Regions from separate parts of the Homo sapiens genome. Here region 2 is linked to region 1. A link is a loop called in an ENCODE intact Hi-C map of the cell type or tissue named here. Cell type or tissue: adrenal gland. All regions are shown on one strand. Links, peaks and the distances in the headings refer to the core of each region. The heading gives the core; the rest is flanking DNA. Region 1 has its middle 10 kb from the start of LINC00398. Region 2 has its middle 9.3 kb from the start of HMGB1.

Evidence for each region. Peaks named below come from ENCODE experiments on the same cell type or tissue, not always from the same donor. Only the 100,000 strongest peaks of a DNase experiment are listed, where the experiment ranks them.
Region 2: it touches region 1 in a loop (2.5-fold over the local background); 61 of 110 quality-filtered maps call a loop at or near these places.

What each region holds. Positions count from the first base shown.
Region 1 is chr13:30,791,253-30,794,164 of GRCh38, reverse strand. No RefSeq gene overlaps it. Among named protein-coding and RNA genes, the nearest start is that of LINC00398, 10 kb to the left of the region's middle. RefSeq lists enhancers at 969-1,485, 1,239-1,533, 411-2,912 and a silencer at 1,239-1,533. In adrenal gland, for the core only: a CTCF peak has its summit at 1,481 (motif pointing right); DNase peaks (open chromatin) are centred at 1,474 and 1,704; H3K27ac peaks cover 1,038 bases.
Region 2 is chr13:30,473,744-30,476,655 of GRCh38, reverse strand. It overlaps a transcript of HMGB1 not described here. Among named protein-coding and RNA genes, the nearest start is that of HMGB1, 9.3 kb to the right of the region's middle. In adrenal gland, for the core only: no CTCF peak of the experiment used is centred there; no DNase peak of the experiment used is centred there.

The DNA.
Region 1 (2,912 bases), core at 274-2,773:
GAGCCACTGCGCCCAGCCAAAAAAGAAACATTTCTTCCCCACCAGCAGTAGCACAAATAAATCTCAGGGAGAGACCCTGATCAGCCGTGACTGGGTTGGTGTCCTCCCTCAAGGGGACTATGGCCAGAGAGGTGGAGACACAGAAAGGGAGACAACCCCCATTCAGACCACATTGCTGGAGCCTGGGGACCAAAGGCAGTTCTGTCAAAGATGGTAGAAGGGACACAAAGGACCCATTCTGACCCAGGAAGCCAACCAAATGGTGTGCATACCAGCTTGTCATGCATGGAGGCCTGGAAGGGTTCTGTCATTCTCCTGAGTGGCCCTGCCTGGGTTTCCGGGTCCCTGCCTCCAGTTGCTTCTGATTCCTGATGATCAAAAGACCCCACTGATTTTTTTCACCTCTTTGAGTCAAACTGCCCTCTCTGCTGGATCCTTAGCAGTCACTGATGCCCGCAGTTAAAAATTCAACCTTTCATGGGTACAAAGAAAGAAGAAATAAGACCTAGCATTTGCTAGCACAACAGGGTGACTATAGTAAAACATAATTTAATTATACATTTTAAAATAATTAAAAGAATATAATTGGATTGTTTGAAACACAAAGGATAAATACTTGAGGTGATGGATACCCTATTTACCCTGCTGTGATTGTTATGTATGACATTCCTGTATCAAAATATCTCATGTAACCCATAAATATATACACCTACTGTGTACCCACAAAAATTTTAAAAAGTCAGCCTTTCTATAGAGTTAACATTGTGCCAGGTAGGCACAACAATGAGAAATGACAAGAGGAAATGATGAGCTAAAATGCCTATTTTCTCTCACGAAGCGATGTAATACAGAAGCCTTACGTTTTCTGGTTATCTGGCCAAAAGAAATCCTGTCATTGCCCTTGGTTATCAAATAGACCTCATGTTCTTGTCAGTCAGAGAATTGTGGAAATTTGCAGCTTAAAAATGTAAGGTGTGGGTGAAATCAGATTAGGTTTGACTTCATTGTTCAACAGAGGTTCACAGATGGGTCCCCTAATGACTAGGGTTTTGGTGTCCTTGGCCAAGGTTAAGTGACGAGTTAGGTCATCGGTCATTGCCATCCCTAGTGGTTAAAGCTTGGCCAGGAGCAATCCCACTTATTAAGAAAAATGCCTTGCCGAGGGGTAGAACGTTAATTTAATTTAGGGATAGTACAATTGTATCTGCACATTCTGCATTTCACTGTTGATACAGCCTGAGCCTGCCTGGCTGGTTGCAATTGTTTTAAATCCTCTGGCACCATTGATCCCTAATTGACCCCAGATTCCTGAGCGCCAGGAGCAGCCCTGACTTGTTTATTGCTGGCCCTGGGCCACCGTGCGGGTGTCCGCTGAGTTCCGCTGAGCTCAGCCACAAAGGCTGCTCTCTGACTGTGAGTCAGCCTAGCCCACGGCCAGCCAAGCCCATGGCCAGCAGGAGGACCTCCTCCAGCTTTCAAAAACAACAGGGCTTCCCTGTAGCTAAAATGCTTATTTTCTCTTATGAAGCGGTGTAATGCAGAAGCCTTAGTTTTCTGGTTATCTGGCCAGTAGAAATCTGGTCACCCCCTTGGTTATCAAATAGCTGGTTGCTGCTGCCTAGGCAGGCTATAACCTATAAAAATGTTAAAGGCGGTTCACTTCACTCAACGACAAGCTGTCCTTTTGCCCTGGGGGTACCTCCCAAGCCTTAGCCAGCTGGCTTTGAAAGTCTCACGTGGGTGAGTGGGTGCCTGACTGGGTGCAGCTGATGCCCCGATCCCTGATGACAGGTGTCCCCAGTGTCATCTTTATGTACAGAGAAAAGTGAGTTAGTGCTTTGAGAAATCAGCTGTGCACACAAAGAGCAAACCAGGACCCTCTCTGGTCCCAGCTGGTTCTGTTAGAGTGAGCTGGGGTTCTGCGAAACCACATTTGGTATGGGAATGCAAGCTGCAATTTGGTCAAAGGTACATTGACAGCCTGAAGGAGACTGCATTTAAGCCCTACACTAAAACAATGGGGAGCCTGAGTCCAATATTTACTGGGTGTTCCAATAAAGATCTAGAGCACAAAGGCTCTCTGGGGACCTCCATCACAAATAGCGCAGCACACATTCATCTGGCCACATTGGCACTTGTTAGCTCTCAGGCAGATTCAGATGGGGGGTTGGGGGGCGTGTTCCCTCCAAGAATCCTGCTGGCCTACCTTGAAAATCAAAACTGCATGGTCAGATGCAGACAGGAGGAATGTTGCTAAGCTTCGGAAACCACTTAAATACTTTGAACAGAATGGCTCCTCAATTGAGGACAAAAGTATACTTTTCTCTTAAACTGCAAACCTGGAATGTGCCTTCTGATGATTATAGGCAGAGTCCACACTCAAGTGATGGGAACCAGGCCCATGCTCTGCATATGGTGTCCAGGCTGCAGGGCAGCTGTGCCTTAATGAGATCCAGAAGCCTGCTGGCTCCCCAGCAGGCCCTCGGGAGCGAGGGCGTCCAGCACGGGTCCCAAGGGCTCCCCACCCTTCTTGGAGGCTTGGCACCCCGCCTGCCTGACCCCAGGGTTCTGCACATATGCACCGGAGGCAGCCTGGTCCCCCATACACGGATGCTTTAGTTGGATGACCGGAAAGGGGTGTGGTATGGGGGTCAGAGCATCTGAACAGACAGAGCTTTTCCCAGGGCCTCCTCCTTGGCTCAAACCATGACCTGCCTGCATCCAGATCTCCTCTCGCTCTCATTATCACACCAACTGCCTCTGCAAAATGCAGATACACTTTGCTGTTTTTGCACTTGGTAGAAATGACATCTTTTTTTTGAAACATAATAAAGCCCAGTGATAACACAGCTACAATAACATAAGATCAGGCTGGGCATGGTGGCTCACGCCTGTAATCTCAGCACTTTGGG
Region 2 (2,912 bases), core at 181-2,680, 320 kb after region 1:
CTGGGCTCAAGTGATCCACCCACCTCTGCCTCCCAAAATGCTGGGATTACAAGCGTGAGCCATCACACCAGCCATAAACAAAATACTCTATGTATAGTGCTTAGCACATGGGAGACACATGCTAAATAAAGCTTGTTGTCTAGTCTTTTGTCTGGGCCATAAGACATCCTCTCTTGGCAGCACAGCCACTCTCTTCCTCATCTCAAGAGTACATGCTGGCTGGGCGCGATGGCTCAGGCCTGTAATCCCAGCACTTTGGGAGGCTGAGGTGGGCAGAACACTTGAGGTCAGGAGTTCGAGACCAGTCTGGCCAACATGGTGAAACCCCATCTCTACTGAAAATACAAAAAATTAGCTGAGTGTGGTGGCTTGCGCCTGTAATCCCACTACTCGGGAGGCTGAGCTTGAGCCTGAGAGGCTGAGGTCGCAATGAGGCTGCACTCCAGCCTGGGCAAAAGAGTAAGACTCTGTCTCAAAATAAAAAAACTGAGAGAGAGTACATGCTACCTGTGTCTCAAAAAAAAAAAAAAAAAAAAAGTACATGCCACCTGCGATATCACAACAGTTCTGTTTCTCAGTTTCCCACTCTATGGTTTGTATGATGACAATAAGTGTTTCCTATAAAAAGAATCTCTGATCAAGAAAATTTCAGAATTACAGTTTACAATCATATGAAATGCTTAGGCCCCAACTCAAATGTCTGCAGGGGCCAGGGAGGTGATATGATTGGGTGAAAAGTCAGGCTAACCACTTAGGGAATGGCGGGGACTGTGGTAAACTTGAGAACCCTGACCTCTTTGAGGGAGGCAGTTACTCTTCATTCCAACCATCCTCCCCATGTGGAAATGTGAACCCAACCTTATCAGATCTCTCACTTTTCAAAAGAAGCCAAATATCTGGATTTTTTATTGTGAAGATTTCTACTGTTTTCTGGGTTTTGTTTGTTTGTTTAGAGACAGGGTCTCTCTCTGTTGCCCAGGCTGGATGGAGTGTGATGGCAGGATCATAGCTCACTGCAGCCTCAAACTCCCGGGCTCAAACAATCCTCCTATCTCAGCCTTCTGAGTGAGTAGGTGGAACTACAGGTGAGCGCCACCACCACACCCAGGGAATTTTTTTTTTTTTTTTTTAGAGATGGTCTCAAACCGGGCACATTGGCTCACACTTGTAATCCCAGCACTTTGGGAGGCTGAGACAGGCAGATCACTTGAGCCCAGGAGTTCAAGACCAGCCCAGGCAACATGGAGAGACCCCCATCTCTACAAAAAATACAAAAACATAATTAACCAGGCATGATGGTGTGCACCTGTAGTCCCAGCTACTTGGGGTGGGGTGAAGGGAGGGGAGAGGTGGGAGGAGACTGCAGTGAGCCGAGGTCACGCCACTGCACTCCAGCCTAGGTGAGACCCTATCTCAAAAAAAAAAAAAAAGAGAGAGAGAGAGACAGTGAGCTGAAGTCGCATCACTGCACTCCAGCCTAGGCGAGACCCTGTCTCAAAAAAAAAAAAAAAAAAAAAGAGAGAGAGAGAGAGAGAGACAGTGAGCCAAGGTTGCACCACTGCACTCCAGCCTAGGCGACAGAGCGAGACTGTCTCAAAAAAAAAAAAAAAGAGAGAGAGAGAGAGAGAGCTGAGGTCGCATCACTGCACTCCAGCCTAAGGGAGACCCTGTCTCAAAAAAAAAAAAAAAAAAAAAACAAAAAAAGAAAAGAAAAAAAAAAGAGAAAGAGAGTGAGCCAAGGTTGCACCATTGCACTCCAGCCTAGGCGAAAGAGCAAGACCCTGTCTCAAAAAAAAAAAAACAAAAAAAGAGAGAGAGAGAGTGCCAAGGTTGCACCATTGCACTCCAGCTTAGGCGATAGAGCGAAACCATCTCAAAAAAAAAAAAAAAAAAAAAGGAGAGAGAGACCATCTCGCTCTGTCGCCCAGGCTGGAGTGCAGTGGTTCAATCACTGCTTACTGCATCCTTGAACTCCTCTTCTGCCTCGGCCTCCCAAAGTGCTAAGATTACAAGTGTGAGCCACCATACCTGCCCAATGTCTACCTTTTTAAAACACCGCTTTGACCGAATGAAACGTCTGTGGGTCAGATAAGGCCAGAGAGGGGCCAGTTTACGCTGTCAGTCCTAACCCTTCATGGCTGGGCATACTCATTACGGTCACCCCCGGCTCTCCAGAAAAGCCTCCCACGGTATCCCTATAAAAGCGCTTGTTTAAAATTACTATAATATTTTGCAGCAAAAATATACTTTAAGCACAGAATATGTAACTCCAATAATAGATGAAAATTCTACCTAATGAAGAGGACCATCTTTTTCACAAGGTGTTAAACACCATGAACAGCAGGAAAGAAATAGGCAAAGTTGGCGAGGGAGTGTTCCATTGTTCCTGTCTTTAGTTAACCAAAACCACTCGTAAGACATTTATTGCTTTTTAAAAAATAGCTTTATCAAAATATGATTCATACACCATGTAATTTACCCACTTACAGTGTACAATTCAATGGTTTTGGGCATATTTACCAGGTCATGCTGCCATTACTATAATCTAATCTGCAACATTTTTGTACCCCTAAAAGAAACTCCATACCCATTAGCAGGCACTCTCTTTTTCCCCAAACCCTGGCAGCCACTAATCTACTTCCCTGTCTATAATATTTCCTGTTCTGGATATTTTATATAAATGGAATCATACAATATGTGGCCTTCTTATGTCTGGGCTCTTTCACTTAGCATAATGTCAAATATATATGTATGTGTATGGATATACCACATTCGATTTATCCACTCATCAGTTGATGGGCATTTGGGTGTTTTCCACTTTTTGACTGTTACAAATGCTGCTGCTATGAAGATTCATGTACAAGTGTGTGTGGACATGTTTTTGTTTCTTTTGGGTATATACCTAGGAGTGG